6 separate regions of the Mus musculus genome follow, and all the other regions are linked to region 1. Evidence: chromatin loops called from intact Hi-C (ENCODE). Cell type or tissue: heart. All regions are shown on one strand. Region 1 overlaps Gm52552 (a long non-coding RNA gene). Region 2 has its middle 33 kb from the start of Gm34372. Region 3 holds the start of Phf19 (PHD finger protein 19). Region 4 overlaps Rabepk (Rab9 effector protein with kelch motifs). Region 5 overlaps Phf19 (PHD finger protein 19). Region 6 holds the start of Psmd5 (proteasome (prosome, macropain) 26S subunit, non-ATPase, 5).

Region 1 (4,000 bases):
ATTCTGTGACTTGTCCCCTCCACCGCATGTGAGATAGGCCTAGAAGGACTTCACATCTCCTTTGTGTACGGCCGTCATCTTGTACACAAGAACAGGAGGAGCTCAGGCTGATGAGAGCAGAGCCATTTTCCCTCTGCCTTGCTTGTCTAAGTGGTTGCCCACCTCCAGGCTTTCCATTCTATGAGACAGTGTTTGTGCGGTCTCTGCTCCTCAAACCACCATGCCATGGACTAACTCTGAATCAACTCCAGAAAGCTTCCCTTTCTTGACTTGAGAAGTGGAAAAGCTCATTTATCTCTTGCTTTCTTTAGCAAACTCCCATTCAACCCCAGTCTTTAACAGTTCTTACTGGGACAGTATACAAAAGCCATATAAAGTGTACACATCACATGCACACTGTGATGCCTGTATGGGGGAGATCAAAGTTGAACCTGCTAGTTTCCCAGGATGTTCCACCCACAACAGGGCCTGTGAGAGAAGAGCGAGGCAGAGTAGACTTGCTGGACTCTGGAGAGAAGGCTCCACAGAGGTGACCTCTGAGAAGGGTTTTAAAGAGTGACCAGGATTGGGCTGAGAAGGCTCTGTTAGTAAAATGCTTGCCGTGTCAGCATGAAGAACTGAGTCCAATCTCCAGAACTGGCTGTGGTGATGTGTGTGTGTGTGATCCCAGCTCTAGAAAGGAAGAGGTAAGAGACCTGATCCCTGGAGCTAGCTGGCCAGCTAGCCTTGTCTCAAAACACAAGGTACACGGCTGCTGAGAAGCAACACCCAAAGTTGACCTCTGACCTGACATGCTTAAAGAAAAACAATTAATGATTCAGTCGATTAAAAATAATGGCCAGGATTTGGATTTCAGACAGGAGTCATAAAAGGAGATGAGGACAGGCAGTCCTTTGTGTAAATGAGGCCGAGTGGGAAGGGAAGCCAGGTGGGACCAAAAGCCAGGGGAAGAGTCTCGTGATGCTGAAATACGTTCTGCATTTCTTTGCACCATTAACCAGAACCCTTTAAAATGAAACGCAAACCCATCGCCTTCCAGGACCTGCTCTCTTTTCAGGACAGCTGCAAAGCAGAACCGAGTATCTAGAGAGGCACCTGGTCCTGAACTCACTGCTCTGGCTCTGGGTCCCTACTCCCCACTGAAGCCCAGGGCTCCAAGAGCCCCATCAGGGCTGGGAACAGCACCCTAGGAAGAGTCACAAGCAAGGACTTTCATCCCAGAGCTGGAGCACTGTGCTGTGTCTTGTCTCAGCCTCTGCTCTGGGCCAAATGGGGAAATCCAAGAGTCTCTGAAGACGAGAGGACAGCGGGTTGGATTCAAAACCCAAGACAATTCTCCCTTCTCTTCCTTACGTGAGACTTCTGTGTCTTAATATTTAAATAGAGAACAAAACTAGGCACCTCAAGAGGCGTAGGTAAATGGCAGAGATTTCGCAGGTTTAACTATCTGTGGACAGGTGCTCAAAAACAACCCTCCCACCCCTCTCTCAACACCTCTCTGTGTCTTAGCTTCCCACCTGTTAAATGTGATGGGCACTGAAGAGTAAGGCTGAGTTAGGTGATGTCCCTACTCCTGTCACTGGTCCCACTCAAGGGCCCTAAGTAGAGTCCAGTACCTTTAGTTGGAACTCAGAATTACTTTTCTCTTTTATTTTCAATAATGAAAACACACACAAGTCCACCCACTGGTAGCACACACATTAGCACATACTTAGGATGAGCACACACATCCCAGCATCACCCTCCCCCTCCCATCCCCTTAGCCACCCTTGGTTTCCCTGTTTGATGACATATGAGAGAGACCACATCCCCTCTGCAAGTGCCCACTAGGTTGGGGGAACGGTGCCCAGCAGAGGGCGCTCCAAGTGTGACCTCCTGGCCGAAGTCCTGGAAAAAGGCAATAGGCCAAGGAAATTTCTAGTGGAAAAATTAAGGAAGGATTCCAGGTTTACGAAACCCAGACTTTGAAAAAACAAAAGTGCCGATTTGTCTCCTGGGTTAGGGAAAAAAGACCACAGCCGCAGTCAGATTTCCAGGAAACTCTCGGTGAAGACTAGATGAGGCTGGCACAGGGCAGGCAGAGAGACTGTGGGGTGGCCCAATCTAGACTCAGATGCCCTAGGAAGTGAGAGATGAGGGCAATGGCATGCATGATGGAGCGTGGGTATGCACATGCATCCATAACTGGTTATGTATGTTTATGTGTACCACGTCTGGATGCATATTTGTGTGCAGCTGTAAGTACAATCCCTCAAGTTGCATGTTGCATGATTTCTATGTTCTTTTTGCAGACATGATTTAAAAAGATACCATCGCTAACCTCATGGGGCTTAGCAAACTAACATGCAGTTTCATTTTGGGTGTCAGAGAGGCAGCTTGAGTGGTACTGACAGACACTGGATTTGTAGCCAGACAACCTGGCGTTCCAATCCAGCCGCCCACTCACTGGGTGACACCTGGCAGCTTCCTCAACATTTGCTCTTCTTGGAGGAGAAATCTAAGTATTAAGACCATGTCCTAAGAGAGAACATGCATGTGCCAATTTTCAGTGATGACCCTGGTCGTAAATCCACATCTGGATAAACACTAGAATGTGTCCAGCCTGCATGAGTGGCATCTCGTCAAATCCACACCTTTACTGACGATGTTTATGGGATGCCAGGTTCCACCAGAGGTCTCACCCAGTGGCCCACAGACAGGAAATGTGGACAATCTCATGTGGTTTGAGGGGCTTTTTGTTGCTGTTGGTTGGTTGGTTTTGACTTTTGTTCGTGGTGTGTTCTTAAAAATGATGGTATCACAGGAAAAAAAAAATCTAGATTTCCACTTTCCTTTGGAGGGTTCTGCAGCCATGAGCATGTGTGTGCCTGCATGCCACAGCTACTGCTCCTCAATAGACGTGTCCTTCCCAGGGGCACCCTAGCCTCTCTTGCCTGGTTGGTTTCCAGGGCAGTGCTTGGAGGGGATCCAAGGCAGCTCGGGGGTGCTTTGTGTAGACGTGTTCTCTGGGAAGGAGAAGGACAGGGCCAGGAGCTGATGCTAGAGAGCTGGCCTCCCCCATCCTCTCTGGTCCCAACGGAGGACAGAGAGTGCCTGACTGTCTTCTGTGGAAATCTGTGGCTACGAGCCAGACACTAGTTACAGAAAAGAGCTGGCAAAATGCTTGCCGTGGTCGCCTGAGGACCTGGGTTTGGCTCCCCAGGACCTACATAAGGAGCTGGGCACAGCAGCATGCACCTGTATTGCTGGCACCAAGGAGATCCCTGGGGCATGCTGGCCATGAAGCCAAATCACTGAGCTCCGGGTTCAGTGAGAGACCTTGTCTCAAAATAAATGAGGCAGAGGGTGATGATGGCCTCGCCCTAAAAACAGCCTCTGGCCTGCACAGGCTTGCACGCCCACACACATATGCACATGTATCCATACACACGTATGTATTCGTGTATTGCAAGAATAGGTCTGGAATATGGTAGACAATGACCTCCCCAGAAAGTATTTAGACATCTTTTTAAAAATGAGATCCTTAAATACATTTTGGAAGCCCACAGATGTGAAGCCCAGGAATGATGGTTTCCTGGTGTCACTGGGTCCTCTTAGGATGACAAATCTATTCTAACAAATATTAATTGGGCTCCCACTGCACTCAAGAGGTAGGGTAGGGCTTACAGGGGCCTTCAGAGTCATGTCTATTCTGCCCCTTGGCCCTTGGGGTCCTGTCTTGAAGAGAGATCGTCATCTGAGCAGAAAAATAAACAAAGCACCAAAAGTAGAAGGTATTACTGAGTAGTTCTAGAACAAAAGGCAGGGAGACAGAAGATGTATGTGGCCCTTGAACAGACGGTGCAAGCTGGGTTCTCTCTCTGGGCTCCCCATTCCCCTGTGTAAGGAAAGGAGGTCAAAAATGATGAGCAAGCAACAGCCCCCTTTCATAGCCCTCCTGGCCCCCCAGTATGGGATTCTTTGAGGAACAAAGGCTACTGCCCTGATTCTCAGTCTTATA
Region 2 (4,000 bases), 300 kb after region 1:
TGCGCTCCAGATGTTGCTGAACATCCTTGATAGCCTTGGTGGAGGCAAGCTGTGGAGAGACAGGCCCTGTCTACAAGGAAGGTCCCCAGAGAAGTTCCTTGCTTTCCCAGAAAGACTTGCTTCTGATTTGGAAGGAAGCTCCTGAAAGCCTGCTTTTCTGTCACAATGGTCGAGATTAAAACGTGACTCTAACTTGCCTAGAATTGAAAGAATCCGTCATCTCTTGCTAAGTTGGAGAGGTGTGTGTGTGTCTTGCATTCCTGTTCATGCTGACCTCACGAGTCTGCCTGCACCACTGAGGTCCCTGGAGTGGAGCCTGGTCTGAAGCCAATTTCAGGTGTGCACGTGCTGATGGAAGTATTGAGTGGGTAGTGAGAAACTGAGAAATATTTATCACGTGCTCATGCTGGGCAATCTCTAGCTTAGGAGATCCAAAGAAATAAAATAATAAAAATTTAAAATTTGGGTGTAAGTTTTTTGGCCTATAGACATCAAACTTGAAACACAGAGATCTTATTTCTGTCATCTGGGAACTCCACATGCTGCTAACACATGGAATTTTACGACACTCTCAAGAATGTCCAAAGTGAGTTTTCACTTTATCCTCCTTAGGTCTCCTGTAATTCATAGTTGTGAGAAGATTTCTGTAACTTAGGTCTGTGGACAGATGGTGTCTCTTCACCTGGTTCCTGGCTAACCCATTCAAGGGATCTGATGATGTAACCACAATCAAATTAATGGTCATTTTCTGGGGTGTGCTCCAGACATTGGGTCTTTAAGACAGGGTTTCTCTATGTATCCCTGACTGTCCTGGAACTTTCTACGTAGACCAGGCTGGCCTCCAATCACAAAGATACTCACTCCTGCCTCTCTCCAGAGTGCTGGGATTCAAGGCCTAGATTGGAATGTGCTCTATTGGGAAAGCTATGAGTGGTATCCATCAGTTTGGGTCCCAGGACCTAACAATTCTAGTGTCCTCACACCTCTGTGGTCCCAGCTCAGAGGCTTAGATGAAGGACAGAGGAATCCAAGTCTGAGGGAGGATCCTGGGGCCTGCTGGCTTCCAGACTAGTGAGAAAACAGGGACCCTGATAGAGGACACCTGATGCCCAAGCATCCGCCTAAAAGCCACAAAGACACACAAGGCAGTCTTAACAAAAGTAAAGCAGCCAAGCCTGCAGCTGCCGGGAAACATACTCTGTCTGCCTTTGCGAGTGAGCCTATCTTCCCGATAGCTCCTCCAGCCTCTCACTTGTGTTACCTTTGTCTCCTGTAAATATCCTTGGAGGACCAGTGACACCTTCATTCCCTCTCCAGTAAGGTCTGGCCCCCTAGTGCTCCTGCTTGCCTGCACAGTCACAAGCAATGGTCCCCAGATGTTTGCTGCTGGGAGTGGATAGTATAAACTATCTTTTCTTTCCAAATTCAGGCAAGACCTGTCACTCAGTGGGATCCCACCTTTTGGAAAGATTATGCCCATAGCCTCTCCTGGCTCTGGTGGGCTGTGGGTGGGCTGTAGCTGGCTGCAGATCGGTGCATGTGTGTGCAAATGGGCTGTAGTCAGTCTGCAGGTGAGCTGTGGGTACATTTGCATCTCGGCACTTTATACGTGCGCAGTGAAACCCAGAGGGCCTGCACCGACAAGCCACATCCCTTACCCAGGAGGCAGGACTGGGACAACCGCGACTGGATATAAACTCTCCAGGGTGGGGTTGCAGGCTGCGCATGCGCTGGTCGTCCCTTCCTCTGCTTCCGTGCTGGGTCTCGAAGCCACTGACTGCCACATAAAGTGGGCCTGCTGGAAATGACCAAATGAGGAGCCGTAGAACCCAGACCGTCCGTGCCCGGCTCCCTCTGTATCATGTGTAGTCCACGCGAGACCCCAGCGCCCGTGGGGCCCCCGTGTCATCCGAGCGCCTGTTTGTAGCGGTGTCCAGCACATCGACGCATCTGCCCATGAAGAACGCAGTTGTAGCCCTACTTGGTCAGGTTAGGTGGCATCTGCTGATGGCTCTGTCGAGATCTTGCCCTTGTCCCCTGCTTGATTCCTGTCTGGCAGCTTTCCTCCCAGCCCACGACCCCCACTCCACCCCCGCTTTGCCGCTCCTTGGGTGACATCTTGTGGCCAAGGACAGGTACAAAGCAATAGCTGTGAGGCGGCCTTGTGAGTCTGAGCTTAGCAGTCGCTCCCAGCTTCCAGAGCATTGAAGGAACCCTGTACCAGGACAGCACTAGACAGACACCCCCCCCCCAAATGTGCAGCTCCCACGGTACACAAGCGAATACAGCCGGCGCCTCCTTGTCCACCGCGTCGTGTGAGATGGTCATTACCAGCTATGAGGCTTCTCTACGACAACTCCGTATCAAAGTTACTGTCCGGCCATCGACATCGATGTCCATCGCTCAAGGGCTCCGATCATCATGAAAGACCTAGCAGTACAGTCCCGACACCGGGGAGCCTTCACACCCCGTTCTGCAGGGGCTGCTGCTGGGGAGTGCTGCGTCTTCAGTCACAGTGGCACCGCGCACTCTGAGACCATTTCATCTGTCAAGAGTGGTGACCACGGGCTGCTGGTGAGATGGCTCAGTGGGTAAGAGCACCCGACTGCTCTTCCGAAGGTCAGGAGTTCAAATCCCAGCAACCACATGGTGGCTCACAACCATCCGTAACGAGATCTGACTCCCTCTTCTGGAGTGTCTGAAGACAACTACAGTGTACTTACATATAATAAATAAATAAATCTTTAAAAAAAAAAAAGAGTGGTGACCACATGTCCCTCCCACAGTGTGGGCATCGCCATGAGCCCCACGGTCCTGGTTTCCCTGTTGTTGCTGTGAGAAAATACCCCGACCAAAGCAAGTTTAAAAGAGAAGGACTTTATGTGGCTTACAGCTCCAGGTTACAGTCTGTCGTAGTGGGGCACTCAAGGCAGGAATGCCTCTTATGCTCCTTTTCCCGCTCCTGTATAGGGCCCAGCCCTTGAAATAATGCCACGCACATTCCACCAAATGGGTGTTTCCACCAAAGTTTCCAAACAATTGGATTATTTCCAACAAATAACCCAGCCACACATACACAGGCAAGTGCACTGGCCAACCTGATTGATTTAGACAACCCTTCACCTTGATCTTCCCAGGTTGACTGTACATTGTGTCAAGTTGACAATTAAAACCATCACACCTGCGGAGGCTAGAAATGATGTGGGGGGGGGGGAGGGGGAAGCTTATCAAAGCTGTACAGAAAATGGAGGTCATACTCTCTAGCTCACCAGAACTGCTTGAGAGGCGTCCTCCAGTGAATACTTCATGAAATAATTTGACTATAGCTCTACCTTCAGTTTTAAATGGTTGTATATGACCTAATATTATGAATAAAATTTATTCCTTACTCATGACTATTTGAAAACACTCGTTTTTTAAAATTTACATGTATATGTGTACCTGTGTACCTGAGCGCATGTCTGTGCATCATGTGTGTGCAGTGCTCATGGAGGCAAGGAGAGGGGGTTGGATCTCCTGGAACTGAAGTTACTGATGGTTGTGAGCGGCCATGTGGATGCTGGAAATCGAACCCAGGTCCTCTGGAAGAGCAGCCCGTGCTCTGCTGATGACTTTGTTGTTGGTTTTTGAGACAGGGTTTCTCTGTGTAGCCCTGGCTGTCCTGGAGCTCAGTATATAGACCAGGCTAGCCTCCTGCTTACTAGAGATCCATCTTCCTCTGCAGTCCTCAGTGCTGGGGTTAAAGACTTAACACCACCATTCCCTGCTGTGATGGCTATTTTTAGGAGAGGGAAGGGAGGGAGGGAGGGAGGGAGGGAGGGAGAGGGAGAGAGAGAGTCTAAGTGTGGTCCCCGCATGTTTATAATCTCAGCACTTGGGAATTTGGGAAGTGGAAGAAGGATGTTCAAGGTCACTCTCAACTACCCAGGGAGTTCTTGGCTAGCCTGCGCTACCCAAGATCCTGAGCACAGTGACAGATGACTTTCAGTCCTCTGGCGGA
Region 3 (4,000 bases), 57 kb after region 1:
CTTTAGTATGTCAACACCTTCTCACTTCACACACTGCTTTGGAGTTTACCAAAGCACCTGCTCCTTCTTGAGCCTATGTTAACCTCTCTCTAGGCCACGGCCCCGTGAGGCAGAGTAGTGTTGCCCCCGCTTTGGAACAGATAGGACGGGGTATATAAATAAACCTTGGGGGCTAGCTTACCCACAATCCCCCTGCTCAGAGGCAGAACTGGCCTCATAGCAACAATTCCCTAATTCCATGCTAAAGACCTTTTTTATATAAAAGTGTTACCCCTGTACTGGCTGCCTCACCAGATTGCAGGCCCCATTTCTCTTACTTGCCTTTGTGCCCAAAGCCAGTTGTAGCCCTACACAAGAGAACAGTGGATGAATACAGACTAGACAAAGCACGGTATTTACCTTCTGCCCACCCATGGGGTGACAGGGACTTTGCATACAGTGCCTCTAACCTTCCCAACAGCTGGACAACTAAAGTGACACACTCAATCTCACATCCAGGAATAGGTGGCGCCAGCCTGTGAGTTACAAAGCCAGGCTTGCTCTGTTGTCTCTGTCCCTGGAATCCTAAAGGTGCCTCTGGCCAGCCTAGAGGCTCATGACAGAGCTTCCTGTACAGAGAAGGGTTATCTCTGCAGAAAGTGGTGTGCAGCTATGCCTTCCTGGGCTGGAAGAGCCTGTCTGGTGGGGCTGCTACCAACTTCCTTTCCAGGCTCAGCCAGATTCTGCTGTGGGTCAAATCCTCAGGAGGAGCAGTAAGACCCAGAAGTAAAGGGGAATGTGGGCATGTGGAAGAGGACTCCTGTATCTCAAACTGAGGGGGCAGACAGGAGCTGCAGGCCAGACTGCCCACACCCCAGGGAGCAGAGGGCCAATGTGAACCCTGAAAAATGAACAGGGAAGGCTCTAGGAGGAAAGAGCACACCAGGAATGCACTCATCCCAGCAGGGTGTGTCTGCAGGGAGCCATTCGAGCAGGTGCAGTGGGCAGTCCAGATTGAAAGCAGGGATGCAGGTAGGGGGTGTTGACCGACACTATCTCAAGCTCTGGCGCCAAGAGTGCGTCTGGTTCAGGACACTCTGGTTTTTTTCTCCTGGAGGGAGATCTTATCTGATTGGAGCCCTATCCACAAGATCTGTCTTAAGCTTGCCCTTTTCATATTTGCCGTGTTTGTGCACATGGTCTGTGTGACTATCTCTTTTACACTGTTAACTCTACAGTGCGTGACTGGCATACTCGAGTGGGTCTTGTGGTCACTGTGTCGGGGCTCTATGTTGCTGACTTGTGTATGCCTTGCACGTGGTTTCGCGGGAGTCTATGCTGAGGGCAGTGTCATTTGAGTGTTGTGACTTATGGCACACATATATATGTGGTGTGTGTCCTGTGTCTGATTCTCTTAGGCTTTTCCTGGTCTCCAAGGAGTAGTGTGGAATGTTGGTTCTGTAAGATCAAGGTGCTGGGAGACCAACCCGGGTCGTGAAGGGTCTGGGTGTAGTAGCTGTGTGCGTGTGGTGTGCGTACGCTCGCCCAGCCGTGGTTCTGTACAGCTGTGTTTCCGCGTGTGCCCGCTGGACTCGCTGCGCGGGGGCGGCCCCGGGAGACGCTGCGGGGCCCCGCCAGCCGCGGGCTCCAATGGCAAAGCCGGTGCGGCCCCTGCTAATTACATAAGCGGGGACGTCAATAATTCGCGGGAAAACGCGAAAAAGATGGCGCCCCGCGCCCGGGGGGCCCCTTCCTGAGCTCACCGGCCCCTCCCTCCCCGCGTCCCCTCCTCCCCGCGGCGCCCCCGCCCCGCCCCGCCCCCGCCGAGACCCCTACCCCGGCCCCAGGGGCGGACACTCGGCCAGGCAGCCCTGGGCCGAGCGCACCGCCGCCGCCGATGTGCCTGGTGGCCAGACTCCAAGTGGGACCGGCTGACGCGCTGCCTCGCGGTAAGTCCCGCGCTGCGGGCGCCCCGGGAGTGTCCGCGTTTCACGCTTTAATCCCTGCACACGACCCCTCTCCTAGAAACCTAGATTGAGCCCTAGGATCCCCGGGCGGGGGCTGGAGGCTGCGCGCTTGTGGGATGGGGATAGAGATGGAGCCCGAGCGGTACCCTCAGGGCAGCGGGAGTCCCAGCCACAATCCCAACGCTGGCCAGGGTGTGGGTGACAGGTCTCCGTTTGTGGCCGTGTGCCTTTTCTTTTCCATTTAAAGCTATGGAGAGGAGGATAGGCAGGACATTTGGGATTTTGCTCACGTCCAAAGTAAGGCACGATCGGCTGGGAGCGGGAGAAAGTTTGCAATTAGAGCAACTGAGGAAAGGAGTGCCTGAAGCTGAAGGGGACACTTTCTGCAAGCTATCCTCCCCCCTGAACACCCTTTTAAAAAGCCAACGGCCGCCCTGGAGAGGCCTCGGCGCATGAATCATGCGCGCTTCCTGCCCCCGCCCGGCCCCGCGCGCCCAGTGCCGCGGATTTGAACTGGACTCCGACGGGAACCCGCAAACAAGCATTTCTGTGCCGATGGGTTTGAATCAGCCAATCACAGCCCTCGGGGGCCCTCTCCAGGAGGATGGAGGCGGGATGGGGGGGCCACCACCCGGGGGCCCAGCACGGCCTCGGGGGCGCAGCGACCCGGCTTGCCCCCAAAAGCTCAGTGGGGGAGGAAATGTCAGTTTGTGAACCTGCTGAGGCCGGCCGGCCCTGCGGTACTCCAGGCCCAAGCAAGCAGGGACCTCCCAGCTCCCAAAGAGCCAAGTGCCAGGGAAGAGGGCAAAAGTTCTGACTACAGCCCACACCTGGTGCTTGTGCCTCTGCCCTGGAATAAAAGACAGGAGGGAGAGAAGGCAAGAGGAGCTTTACTCCCATCATCGGGAGACCCAAGACCCTGACTATGCCCTGCCGCCCCAGGCCCCTCATATGTCCACGTGTATTTAGTTTTACGTATAGGACTAGCACATTGCCAGACTAACCTTCTCTGAAGAGGCACTCACATGGAAACACACCCAGAGCTGTCTTCTTGTGGGCTGGCAGGGCACCAGGTGCCCAACACCTAGGCAGAGGGAGAGACCCTGAGCAGGAGCGCCCCCACCATCCCCACACACGGCAAGCTGTGTTTGACCTTAGAGTGTATGTATGTGGAGGAATGTGATGCCAGGTGAGCCCCCCGGAGGGGAGAAAGCAATAATGCTGGCCACTCCTGAAGGTTTGGGAAGCCACAAACCTTCTGGAAGATTCCTGGAGGGAAGCTGGGTGTCCTGAGACTCCCCGTACCAGGTGCCAGCCAGTAGTAGCAAGCGACAGGCTCAGGAAAATAGGCTTGGAAAAGATGAATGAAATAATTGATGAAGAAAACTGAGACAGAGTTGGAAGCAGAATACGCTGGGGAATTGGGCAGGATGCTCCAACCATTCTAGGGTGGAGATTTGGAGATTCTCAGGCCACTGCACCAGGAGCCACTGTGGCAGGGAAGCGAAAGGCAGCACTTCAATGAGATGGGGGAGAGCCAGATGTGTTAGGTGCAATGGGAATGGCTTAGCTGCTGTGGGCAGATGTGCTTCAGACAGGTTTAAATGCCCCAGACTGGTTCCCATGAAGTCATCAGTTAATTGAGAATAGAAAGGGGAATTACAAAAGGAGGGCATGTAGCTATGTCACACGGTTCCCATGCCACCTCAAAAGTTTTCAGTACTAGGTGGGCCTTTCTCTGAACACATTTTAGGGGAAACATAACATCTTAAGTGCTTGCATCCTCAGAACTGGCCCACATATGGGACAAAGCCTCAGCCTCCTGGACTCGTAGTGGGGTTCAGATCCATGGGTCCTTTGCGCCAGGCACAGTGGGAAGATTCACTCTCTTAGAAGCAGCTAGGTATGGTATAGAGCCACCTTGACTCCTTGTGAGCCATGGCCCTGCCTCTGGGTCATCGGCCACTTCTCCTTGCGTCTCCTGTTTCCCTATCCCTAGAATGAGATAATAATGTCTCCCTCCCAGAGTTGTCCTGTCAATAAATGCATTTGAG
Region 4 (4,000 bases), 190 kb after region 1:
CCTGCCTAATGCTGTGCTGTGCTCTGCTGTGCTGTGTTGTGCTAAGCTGTGTGTGCTGAGCTGTGCTGCGCTGTGCTCTGCTCTGCTCTACTGCACTGTGTGTGCTGTGCTCTGCTGTGTACTGCACTGTGTTGTGCTGAGCTGCGCTCTGTGTGCTGCACCGTGTGCTGTGCTGTGCTGTCTTATACTGTTTTGTGTTCCTCAGAGACTCAGGTACAAAGGAGACCCTGTCAAGGTCCAGGTCTGCAGAAGTGGATCAGTAGGAGACTGCAAGCCTAGCAGGCCCGGGGTACAGATCCCCAGCACCTCAGAAAACAAAGAGTAAGGACAGAGCCTTAAGCCTAGGTCTTTTAAATGCTTATTTTCTCTCTGGACTAGAAGACAGGACGTGGAGCACACCAGAAGTGACTGGCTCCCCTCCATCCCCAAGAACATTCCACACATCGTCCGCAGCTATCGGAAACCAACTATACGTCTTTGGGGGAGGAGAGAGAGGTGCCCAGCCTGTGGAGGACGTGAAGTTGCATGTATTTGACGCAAGTATGGGCTGGGGACATAGGGATCTTGGGGCTGCTTTCCTGGCCAGGGCCACCTCAGCTTCACTTATCTCTCAAACAGGAGACAGGGACTTGAGAAAAGATTTTACACTAAGTAGAGTCCTTGTCTAGCATGCACCAAACCCTGTACACATTTAGTCCCTAGCACCACACAGACCAAGCGCAATGGCAGATGAGTGTCTATAATCCCAGCAGTCGAGAGACTAGGCCTAGCCTACGAGACATGAAACCTGCCTCAAAAAAAGAGTCAAGCTTGGTGTATTGGCACATGTCTTTAATCCCAGCCCTATGCGGTGGAAGCAGGCGGATCTCTTCGAATTTGAGGTCAGCCTGGTCTTCATAGTTCTAGGCTAGCCACAGCTATATAATGAGACCCTGTCTCAAAAGACAATGACAAAAAGGTGGTGACTCTCGGTTGGGTGTGGCTCAAAGGTAAAGCATGTACTCAGTGTGTGCAGTGCAGTGCAGTGTATGCAGTGCCCTGGGTTCGATTTCCTGTACCTCTCAAAAGCAAACAACAACAAAAGAAAAAAAAAAGAAGAGCTCTGAAGGTTTCTCACAGAAGAAGCATGCGCACTTATTTTAACTTTGAGGTAGTTCTTATTCGAAGCTTTTCTCAATCCAAAGCAAGAGATGGCTTCCTACTAGCCAGACTGTAAGCCAGCATGCGGGGTTATTGGCTTTGCAGCTTACAGCCCTGCGAGTATCCAAGTAGAGGTTACGTAGTGGGATTGAGGTCTCCTGCTGGTAAGCTGGGGAGAAGGACTCTGAGGTGACTTCCTTCTTGGAGCGCCCTGCCCTGGGAGGTGCTTGCAGAGACAGGTTACCTAGTGTTAATGCCTTTACCTTTGTAGACACTCTGACATGGTCTCAACCGGAGACACATGGAAGTCCTCCGTCTCCTCGGCATGGCCATGTGATGGTGGCAGCGGGCACAAAACTCTTCATCCACGGAGGATTGGCAGGGGACAAGTTCTTTGATGATCTCCATTGCATTGATATAGGTAAGCCTGTAAGAGGGCCAGGGGCCTTATATATTCAGAACTCTTTACGATGTGCTTTGAAAGAATTCCACTTTCCTCTTATGTGTTGGTAACTTGACTGGCTGTTAGAAGCTTTCCTAGATGTCATGAAGCTTGGCCTGAATATTGAAGAATAAAGTAGCTCAGCCACGAAGCTCATTGGCTGGACTTTCCAGGGCACCTAGGTTGGATTCCCAACACCCACATGACAGCACCAGCACTTCCAGATTCTGTTGCCCTCTTCTGCCCTCTACAGGCAGCATGTGGTGGTGCATAAACTCTGGGCAGGCAAAATACTGCACACTAAATAAGTACAGCACTTGTGTAGGTAGGTAGCGTAGGTAAGTAAGTAAGTAAGTAGACAGGCAGGTAGGCAGGCAGATAGACAGACAGACAGACTAACTGACTTGAAGAAGAAGAGAGGAGGAGGGAAGAGTATCATCAACAACTGGGGCTGAAGAAATGGGTCAACACTTAAAAGCTCTTCCTGCTCTTGCAGAGTATTCAAGTTCAGTCCCCAGCACCCACACTAAGCTCAGAGAAGCTTCAGGGAACCCAGAAGCTCTGGTCACAGCTGACACAAGAACATACACACACGCATAGACACACATACATTCACATAGGTAAAATAAGACATTTCTAGAGATTAAAATCTATGGTGTGGATGGTCTTCCTGCATGTATGTGTACCACAAGTATGTAGTACCTGAGGAGGCCAGGAGAGGGCCCTGGATTCTCTGGAACCAGAGTTGCAGGAAGTTGTGAGCTGCCATATGAGTGCTGGGAACTGGACCTAGAACTTCTAGAGGAGCTGAGCGCCATCTCTGTAGACCCAAACACATCTTTTTAAAATTGCTTTTCTCAGACAGAGTCATACTGGCCTAGAGCTTGCTGTGTAGACCAAGCTGTTCTTGAACTCACAGAGATCAGTGCCTCAGCCTCTTGAGTGCTGGAACTAAGGGTGTGCGCCACCACATCCAACTCTATTTTTAAATGCAGTCGTTCCCCAAGACTCAGTATGTGTTCAGGCACTGATCCTTTCCACCATCAGTTCCTACACGTTGTGTTCCCAGCTAGAAACCTGTGAGGCCTTGGTTCTTACTCCATGTCTGGTCTAGATAACAAAGTTGGATGACCGGAACTGCATGTTTGCAGGGCTTCATGGCCAAAAGCCCAGGAAAAAGAAAGCCAGAAAGAACCTGAAGATTATCTCTCCCTCAGAAGGGCTGGGCTCTCGGCTGAGCCTTTCTGACTGTTAGCTCCATTGAGGGCGGGACTTCGTCTTTCCTTTATCTGTACATTTCCAGCACGAATGCCGTCAGCCAGAGAGTGAGTAAGTGCTTATCTGCTCAAGAGCGGGTGGATGGATACATGAGCCAAGCCTAGTTTGCTCCAGACTACAGAGAAGAGGGATGAGAGGCCGGAGGCACAAGAACACCTATGCAGAGTATTCGAGTTCTCACTAGGTCCTCAGAGGCAGCTCGCTAGCTGGGATTTCTTCATTGGCTGCAGGGTTTTCCCTCCCTCCCTCCCTCCCTTCCTTCATTTATTTCCAAGGCAGTGTATCTCTTTGTACCTTGGCTGTCCTGGAACTTGCTTTTTGTATACCAAATTGGTTTTGAATTCATAGTGATCCACCTGCCTCTGCCTCCTAGTGCTGGGATTAACAGGCCCAGCTTTTTTTTTGTTTTGCATTTAAGACAGTGTCTAGCTGAGCAGTGGCGGCGCACACTTTTAATCCCAACACTTGGGAGGCAGAAGCAGATGGATCTCTGAGTTCGAGGCCAGCCTGGTGTACGGAGTGAGTTCCAGGACAGCCAGGAATACACAGAGGAACCCTGACTAGAAAAAAACAAAAAACAAAAAAACAAAAACAAAAAAAGACAGTGTCTAGCTGTGTAGCCCAACCTCACAATCAGTCCTCCTTCAGACTATCGAGTTCAGGGACTAGAGACGTGTTTTCTCATGCAATTTCAAATAGGATAGGATTTGTTCTTGTTTTTTTTTTTTTTTTAAGATTTATTTATGTATATGAGTACACTGTAGCTGTACAGATGGTTGTGAGCCTTCATGTGGTTGTTGGGAATTGAATTTAGGACCTCTGCTCGCTCCAGTCAGCCCTACTTTCTCAGTCCCTGACTCGCTCCAGCCCAAAGATTTATTTATTATAAGCAAGTACACTGTAGCTGTCTTCAGAAGCACCAGAAGAGGGCATCAGATCTCATTACAGGTGGTTATGAGCCACCATGTGGTTGCTGGGATTTGAACTCAGGACGTTCAGAAGAGCAGTCAGTGCTCTTACCCGCTGAGCCATCTCCCCAGCCCGTTCTTGATGTCTTCTATGTAGCCCTGGCTGTCCTGGAATTCACTATGTAAACCAAACAGGCCTGAAACTCACAGAGATCCATCTGCCTCTGTGACT
Region 5 (4,000 bases), 65 kb after region 1:
TTGAGGGGACTTCTTTTTCAGCTGGTGTTCCGGGAGAGGAGCCCAAGTGTGACGTCTGCATGGGGAAGACTTCAGGGCCTATGAACGAGATCCTCATCTGTGGGAAGTGTGGCCTGGGTGAGTGGGTGAACAGCTCACTGTGAAGGCACTGCCCTGCGGGCCCCTCCCACTTTGTGGTCCCTCCCACTTTGTGGCCCCTCCCACATCGCACTTGCTGTGGTCCCAGCTAGCTTCCTATTTCTCCTATCCTGGGTTCCTCCTGCCTTGGGGAAAGGTGACCAAAAGCAATGGGAAATGTAGTTTGTGGCCCTCCTAGGCAGAGGAAGGCAGGTGCTGAAGCCAGCCCTTGGTGCCTCTTGCAGTGGCCAGTACTGTCTTTTTGTGCCTTACTGGTTATCAGCTTGGCTTCTGGGTGGGTACCACCAGCCAGTACCCTGAAAGCTGGCAGGCAGAGCTCCCTAGGGCTTGCCATAGCTCAGCTAGTCTCGCTGCCTATGGCCAACTGACCTTGGGCCACTGTTCCCTTGTGAGTGAGTGATTCGCAATCCCCACCTTCACCCCAGGTTACCACCAACAGTGCCACATCCCCATCGCAGTTGATGCCAACTGGCCCCTCCTCACTCATTGGTTCTGCCGACGCTGCATTTTCGCACTGGCTGTGAGGGTGAGCACCTCCCTACCCCCACCCCCAGTCCCACCCCCCACCCCCAGCCCTTGCCTTCCGACTGGCCAGACCAGAGCCCCAGAGACTCAGGCCTGAGACTTCATTGCTGATGCTGTACTCTAGGCAGAAGGGCTTCACTTGGTCCATGGAGACACAGGGTGCTCACTGTCTTAGACCAGATTTCAGAATCTCTCTAAACCTCAAGTTTCCCCAACCATAAAATGGACAGTTTTGTGTCAGTAGGAGGTCCCCAATAAAGGGCCATGTGCTATTAAAAGACAATGATATGTACCTGCCCCTAACACGTGGTATTATTTTTATTACTTCTTTTGTTTGGTTGGTTGGTTGGTTGGTTTTGTTTTTTGTTGTTGTTGTTTTGTTTTGTTTTGTTGTTTGTTTTTGGGTTTTTTGTTTGTTTGTTTGTTTTTTGGTTTTTCGAGACAGGGTTTCTCTGTATAGCCCTAGCTGTCCTGGAACTCATTTTGTAGACCAGGCTGGCCTCGAACTTAGAAATTCGCCTGCCTCTGCTTCCCGAGTGCTGGGATTAAAGGCATGTGCCACCACGCCCGGCTACTTCTTTTTTTTTTTTTTTAACTCTTGTTAAGATAAATATATTCTTTCACAGACTCTGTGTGTGTGTGTGTGTGTGTGTGTGTGTGTGTGTGTGTCCTTACTACAACTGATGCTATTAATGAATATCTCTAAGGGGAACAGGATGGGTTTAGGATTGGTAAGAAAAAGTTCCTCGTTTTTCTGATGCTCATAAAATGCCTGCGTCTCCCCAAACCCTGGCAGCATTTCTCCTGATAGCTATGTGCTGACAGGTGTGGTTGGTGACCTGGACTTTATCTCCCCCTAGAAAGGTGGCGCTTTGAAGAAAGGCGCCATCGCCAAGACGCTGCAGGCAGTGAAAATGGTGCTGTCCTACCAGCCGGAGGAACTCGATTGGGACTCGCCCCATCGCACTAACCAGCAGCAATGCTACTGCTACTGCGGCGGGCCTGGAGAGTAAGGCTACAGAGCGGGGCACGTGGGACTGCAGGGTGGGACTGACAGGCTCCGGGAGAACCTCAACTCAGGGGGCGGAGCCTGAGTGACAGCCTGAGGGGCGGGGCGGGCTTGAGTAACTGGCTCTGGAGGCGGAACCTGGAGGGGCGCACTCCAAGTGACAGCTTAGAGGCGGGGCCTGAGCGTCAGACTCTGGAGGGGTTAACTTGGAGTGACAGCTGGGCTGTGGGGTGTGAGCGTCTGGAGGCGGGATCTGGAGGGGCGGACCTGGAGCCATGGGGCGGGGCCTTAGTGTCACGCTGTAGAGGCGGGACCTAGAGAAATTTGACAGCTCAGGGGCGGGGTCCGAGTGTCAGACTGTGAAGGCGGGATCTAGAGAGGTGGACCCAGAGTGACAGCTGCGAGGCGGGGCTTTAGTGTCAGGCCTTGGAGGCGTGTCTTGGATGGGCAAATCCAGAGTGCCAGCTGAGTATTAGGTCTAGGGAGGACGGGCCTGAAAGTGACAGTCGGAAGGGTGGAGCCTAGGTGTCAGGCCATGGAGGCGGTATCTGGAGGGGCGGATCCGCGATGTCATTTTAGGGAGGGCAGATTTTAATGTTGAGGCTGTGTCACTTTGCAGGAGGCTTCAGGAGGGAGACCCAGAGTGGTCTGTGAGGGCCAAGCTTTAGAGGCGGGCCCAGGGGGTAGAATAGCTGCCATAAAGCAGGTCTGGTCCCAGGGGAGCCAGGAGAGTTACCTAGGAGTCTTAAGAGAAGGGCCCTGAAAGTAGGCTCAGAGAGAACATGTACAGATAGCAATGGAGAGTAGAAGACGGAGTGCTTTTCTTGGAGTCGCCTGAGAAAGGTGGAAGTAATGAGACAGCTAAGAGCCTAGACTTGACAAATGTCCATTACCTGGCACAGAACTTTGCCAGCTGTGCCTTCCTGGATTCACAGTTCACTTACTAGTGTTTCTTTGTGTGGTTGTGAGCATCGGGAACTATATAAAAGCTCACATGGGCTGGGAATTGATAATCAGCCACTGGTGGTGGAGGAGATTCTTGTCTTGCTGAGGGGCCAGAATCTGGTCTAGCTTGCCAACCTGGGCCTCTAAGGACAGTGAAACCTGCTCCTTTGGGCTGTCTGCACAGAGGCAGGATATCTACCCTCAGTAGATGGCAGACTGCTCCTCCCCCGGTCCTGAGTTTTAGAGTGTCTGGAAGCTATGTTTATGGCCCAGCTAGCCTCTGACTTTGCCATTTGAACTACTTCATCTGTCAAATGGGCTGTGATGGCTGACCTAGCTCTTCTGTGCCTCCAGGTGGTACCTTCGGATGCTACAGTGCTACCGGTGTAGGCAGTGGTTCCATGAGGCTTGCACACAGTGCCTTAGTGAGCCTATGGTGTTTGGAGACCGGTAGGTGATCAGCTTCCAGATAGCATACAAAGGGGGGTCTGTGATAGCCTAGACTTGTCAACAGGAGACAGCCAAGATAAAAGGGACCCTGGCTATGCTGGGCCAGCAGACAACAAAGGAACATGCTGGGCTACATGCCTAGTTGCTGCTGATTTGTGGGGAACCTCAAGCACATTCCTGCCTTTACAAGTGCCAGACTCTACAAATATCTCAGGAAGGAGAGATGAAAGTCTCTGCCTTAGCCTTACCAAGAGTTACTGTAAACACCACTAGGGAAATGGATGGTCTCTAAGGGATGGGCTAGGCTAAGTCAATTATTATACTTCTTTGGCTGGTGGCTGGCAAAGGGGAGGGGAGGGGTCTCAGAAGGGACAGTGGTGACCACTACCACCCAGCCTGTGAACTAAGTAAGCTAAGTTCTAAGGCAGTGATCTTTGGAGAGGGGTGGAGACATATTCCTTGATCCCTGTCCCCTCCACTGTTCAGAGGCTGGCAGCCCAGAAGTGGATGCTATCTATCTATGGGAAGCAGGTGGGAGGGGGAGAGGTGGCCTGGGCCAAGGAGCAGAGGCGCTCCCATCACAGACCCTCCGGTCACAGACCCTCTCCTCACAGCCCCTCTCTTCTACCCGCAGCTTCTACCTGTTCTTCTGCTCCGTGTGTAACCAAGGCCCAGAGTATATTGAGAGGCTGCCCTTGCGATGGTGAGAGGATGGGACCTGTTCCTACCAGCTCTTCCTTTGCCCTCTGCCCTCTGCCCTCACCCTTAGCCTCACTTGGCCCTCGCTTTCTTACCCAGGGTGGATATAGTTCACCTGGCTCTCTATAACTTGGGAGTACAGAGCAAGAAGCGGTACTTTGACTTTGAGGAGATCCTGGCCTTTGTCAACCATCACTGGGAGCTCCTGCAGCTTGGCAAGGTACATATGGTCTC
Region 6 (4,000 bases), 99 kb after region 1:
CCACAGGCACCAGACAGACATTCAGGCAAACACACACATAAAAGTACAAACATCTAAATATATATACTCTTTGGATTCTATATATTCTTAGTTCTTTGGATTTTTGTTTGTTTGTTTGTTTGTTTTTCGAGACAGGGTTTCTCTGTGTAACCCTGGCTGTCCTGGAACTCACTCTGTAGACCAGGCTGGCCTCAAACTCAGAAATCCGCCTGCCTCTGCCTCCCAATGCTGGGATTAAAGGCGTGCGCCACCACCTCCCGGCTTCTTTGGATTTTTTTTAAAAAGAGAGTTGTCCATTTATTTATTTAGTGTATCTGTGAGGTTCTGGCAATGTGCCATGTTGCACATATAGGGGTCAAAGACACTTTGCATAAGTCTGTTCTCTCTTGTTAGCCATGTAGTTTTTGTCCAAGGAACTGAACTTGGCAGCAAGTGTACTTGCCTGCTAAGCTATACTGCATTGGCTCAAAGATTTCCAAATTTTTAATTTAGCTCTTTAATGTGACATATCCTAACTTGACAATGATTACAACTCCAGACATAGGGAAAGAGACACAGCATAAACTGGTTATGGCACTATTTTGTATCTAGATTATTCTGGTGTGTGTGTGTGTGTTTTAGTTCAACAAAATAGACAACCTATTGAGCCAATAGAGATGAGTTTGAGCCAGAGAGATGGCTCATTAGGTAAAAGTGCTTGCCACCACACCTGAAGAATTAAGTTCAATCCCAGAACCCAAATGATGGAAAGAGAGCAAGTTGCCCTCTGACCTCCACACATATTGTGGCATGTGTATGTCTCTATGTGCCAGCACTTAAGACTATGTGCCACGGTGTGGCATTCAGAAGACAACGTGTACGAGTCAGCTCTCTCCTTATACCATAAAGAATGGAACTCAGGTCTTCAGCTTGCCAGCAAGTGCCTTTATCTGCTGAGCCATCTCAAGCCAGGATCCAGGGCAATTGCAACCAGTGAGGGCTGAGGCCTAGCATAGGCAACATTCGCTTTGCTTAGAGTCATCTTCAGTCTGTGGTTGCAGGGATTGGTCTTCTTGTCTATGGATATAGACTCTTGGCTCACTTTTCCCAATATTATTTTTAACCAAATCAATTCTCCATTCTTTTTAAATCTCATCAGCTCTAGGGAAACGTGTGTGGCCACTCACAACATACTCCTAAGTTTCTCGCAAGCTTTAAGAATGACTGGCTATGTGTCATCTTTTTTTTTTTTTAAACTTCTTTTACAACTACTAAAAGTAGTATAAGGCTGCTGTGTTACTTAAGTGAGTTTTCTTTTTCAACGCAGGGAGCAAAGTGGTCAAATGTCTTCTTGATATAATTCCTGAATGTCTGGAAAATATTATGATCCAAGGGCTACAGAAAACAAGCCCCTGGGAGTTTGGAGGGCTGGGGAGGAGTCTGAATGCCTGGGACTTCTGTTCATAATCACCCACACCTTTAATTCAAGAGTTTTCTCTGCCAATTAGCTTCTAGGCTTCAAGGGTACGATAATCGTGAAGTAACGAAAAGAGAAGACAACGGTTAGTGACAGTTCTCCGTGTGTATGACATAAAATGGGGAAACGGGTAGTTTAACCTTTTCCAAAAGAGTGGGATTAGGGTCTTTGTAAAGTCGCAGAGTTTTATTGTTGTCACCTGAGTCCCTGACATGCACGCGCGAACACACATACAGATGGGCATCCCATCCTTAGTCTCCTCTAAGCTTCCTGGATTTTTGTCTCTTTCCGTAAAAGAACAGGAAGCCATGCGTTCCAAAACAGACTCATCTCCTTGGCACAGGGGACCAAATGAGGTCTACAACTCTGACCAGACATTCCAACGGCTTGAAATAGTTGGTTGTCAACTAGCTTTTAATGGTTCTTCTCCAACAACCCCGTGTTTCGCAGATGGCAGCGATTTTTAAGCTTCTCTCCCTCTCTCTCTCCTCTCTCTCTTTCACGAAATATATATAGCTTGTCCTTGACCACTGATTTCCATCAGACACTTCTGTGTGCATTTGGTCTCGGAGTCTGAGGCCAGCCCCTCCATGGCCTGCTCCTTCTCTCCGCACTAAATGCTATGTCTGTCCTTCGGTGATTACGTCACGCGCAGACTCTGGAAGATGCCGAAAACTTCCTGCACATCGGCCCCAAACTTCTCTTAATCAGGCCTTCCATTGGCTGACAGACGTCAAACCGGCGCCCCACGTCCAAGTTTTCGGGGACCATGTGCCTCATCTTGATGGCCACCTGGCCTCGGACTCGGGTTCAGTCATCCCGGTTCCGTCACGGAGGCCTCTGCGGAGAGCGTGCACAAAGCCTCTTGATCCCCTGGGCGGTCTCAGTCTCTTAGTCTCCCGGCACGCGCAAGACTCCGGGCCCCAAAGAAAGGGGCGGGGACCGCGTTGAGAAAGGATCTCGCGAGACTTGACAGATCTGCTGGGAGGCTTCGCTCCGTAAGATCTCGCGAGATTCAGAGAGGCGCTCTGGGAACCTAGTAGGTGGGCGGGCAGACGGGAGCCAGGGAGATGGCGGCGCAGGCTGTGTCGCTCCTGCGGGAGGTGGCGCGGCTGGAGGCGCCGCTGGAGGAGCTTCGTGCGCTGCAGTCAGTGGTGCAGGCTGTGCCGCTGCACGAGCTTCGCGAGCAGGCGGCGGAGCTACGCCTCCGCCCGCTGTTCTCCTTGCTTAACCAGAACAATCGGTGAGAGAAGCACCGGGCTTGGGCGGGTAGGGATGGCTGCAGGGGTCTTTCGGAGAAAAGTCCAGGTTGTCCAATTGCAAGATGTCCACAACTGTGTGTTGCCCGGGTCTTGACGGTTCTCCTCTCCGGAAGGAATCTTCTGCTGATATTGTGGCGGGGTCCACGGCACGCCTTTTAATTTCAGTATCCAGTGAATGCTTGTCCAGTGGAATTAAAATGTACGGAATAACAGATTTGTGAGACAGCAAAACTTTAAACTAGAAACAACCATATTAATAAATCATTAAGGACATAAATTATTGCTGCGTAACGTTGCGCGGCCGATCTGTGTATGTATGAAAGTGTTGAATGTAAAAAAAAAAAAAAAGGAAAATTGTAAAGCTTATGTGTAAATTAATCCACTATATACCCCTTACAAGCGAGAGTAAACTGCATAACCCAGGATTATATGTAGAAGTTATTAATGTGCAACTGGAATTAAAATGTTAGGATAGCAACTTTTGATGAATATGCATCTATAGCATTAAATTAGAAATGTCTTGTATTTGTTAACTTGATCATTTAATGTGCTTTTTGTATTTGAATTTTAATTTGAAAAGATAGTGAGCTCCAGTCAGTCAGCACTGAATGCTTTCAGTGCGCTTTCTTACCTCCCTTCTGCTACATCTCTTACTCCTGCTACGTCTGCTAAGTTGGTTTTAACAGTCAGTATTTTAGTGGTTATTTTCCTTTTCTGACTAGCCCTCACCCTGCAACCAGAACTAATGTCTCAGGTCAGTTGGCTTAGCTTGTCTGTGGAAATCATGATTGTATAGTTTGGTATTTGGGCCCTTCCTGGTAGCTTTCCAGTCTGCTTTTCCAGGCTACTCTCCTTCATTTACTCCACTGAGCGCATCTGTTCCACTACCGTGTTACCATCACTAACGTTCCTAGAGCATGACTTGGCACTTTCTGAACTCCTCTCACACCAGTTCTACTGACTGTGGACCCAGCCCATGTGCCACCTCCCCAAAAAAGTCTTTCTCCAGCTGCAAGTGGCTCTTCGTCAGACACCATAATGACATTATCATTTTTCTGTTTATAATTCTGGATACCTTTCCCTTGTTATAATTCTGTGTGTGTCTTTGTGGTTAGGAAACACATTTGTTCCTCTCTGCATCTGCCCTGAAGTACAGTTCAGGAAATACATGGTAAATACAAGATGAGGCCTACAGCCTTTAAAGAAGGTACTGGGTCCAGTTTTGTTAGTTTGTTTTGAAATAGGATCTTGCTGTATAGAGCTTGTCTTAAACTCAGTATGT

Evidence for each region. A loop is a pair of places that touch in the nucleus more often than their neighbours do. Peaks named below come from ENCODE experiments on the same cell type or tissue, not always from the same donor. Only the 100,000 strongest peaks of a DNase experiment are listed, where the experiment ranks them.
Region 2: a loop joins it to region 1, with 12 times the contacts of the local background. A loop is called at or near these places in 8 of 42 quality-filtered maps.
Region 3: it touches region 1 in a loop (6-fold over the local background); 17 of 42 quality-filtered maps call a loop at or near these places.
Region 4: it touches region 1 in a loop (9-fold over the local background); 15 of 42 quality-filtered maps call a loop at or near these places.
Region 5: it touches region 1 in a loop (2.5-fold over the local background); 24 of 42 quality-filtered maps call a loop at or near these places.
Region 6: a loop joins it to region 1, with 4 times the contacts of the local background. A loop is called at or near these places in 8 of 42 quality-filtered maps.

The regions. Positions count from the first base shown.
Region 1 is chr2:34,968,398-34,972,397 of GRCm38, reverse strand. All of the region lies in intron 2 of Gm52552 (a long non-coding RNA gene), which reads right to left. Among named protein-coding and RNA genes, the nearest start is that of Gm46733, 7.7 kb to the right of the region's middle. In heart, CTCF peaks have their summits at 1,656 and 1,860 (motif pointing right); a DNase peak (open chromatin) is centred at 1,857.
Region 2 is chr2:34,669,629-34,673,628 of GRCm38, reverse strand. No RefSeq gene overlaps it. Among named protein-coding and RNA genes, the nearest start is that of Gm34372, 33 kb to the right of the region's middle. In heart, a CTCF peak has its summit at 2,115 (motif pointing left); DNase peaks (open chromatin) are centred at 1,728 and 2,068; H3K4me3 peaks cover 1,174 bases; H3K27ac peaks cover 1,609 bases.
Region 3 is chr2:34,911,869-34,915,868 of GRCm38, reverse strand. It overlaps Phf19 (PHD finger protein 19), which reads left to right and starts at 1,893. Exons shown (of 15, transcript NM_028716.4): 1 at 1,893-1,928. In heart, no CTCF peak of the experiment used is centred here; DNase peaks (open chromatin) are centred at 1,618, 2,508 and 3,048; H3K4me3 peaks cover 2,390 bases; H3K27ac peaks cover 2,415 bases; H3K27me3 peaks cover 1,752 bases.
Region 4 is chr2:34,782,107-34,786,106 of GRCm38, reverse strand. Rabepk (Rab9 effector protein with kelch motifs) reads left to right here. Exons shown (of 8, transcript NM_145522.4): 5 at 379-540; 6 at 1,412-1,561. Among named protein-coding and RNA genes, the nearest start is that of Hspa5, 12 kb to the right of the region's middle. In heart, a CTCF peak has its summit at 1,840 (motif pointing left); no DNase peak of the experiment used is centred here; H3K27ac peaks cover 1,586 bases.
Region 5 is chr2:34,903,122-34,907,121 of GRCm38, reverse strand. It overlaps Phf19 (PHD finger protein 19), which reads left to right. Exons shown (of 15, transcript NM_028716.4): 4 at 22-117; 5 at 564-664; 6 at 1,524-1,672; 7 at 2,972-3,067; 8 at 3,702-3,770; 9 at 3,866-3,986. Among named protein-coding and RNA genes, the nearest start is that of Phf19, 8.9 kb to the left of the region's middle. In heart, no CTCF peak of the experiment used is centred here; DNase peaks (open chromatin) are centred at 141, 1,921 and 2,931; H3K4me3 peaks cover 1,372 bases; H3K27ac peaks cover 1,410 bases.
Region 6 is chr2:34,869,449-34,873,448 of GRCm38, reverse strand. Psmd5 (proteasome (prosome, macropain) 26S subunit, non-ATPase, 5) reads left to right here and starts at 2,487. Exons shown (of 10, transcript NM_080554.2): 1 at 2,487-2,699. The coding sequence starts at 2,527. In heart, no CTCF peak of the experiment used is centred here; a DNase peak (open chromatin) is centred at 2,418; H3K4me3 peaks cover 2,647 bases; H3K27ac peaks cover 2,138 bases; H3K27me3 peaks cover 134 bases.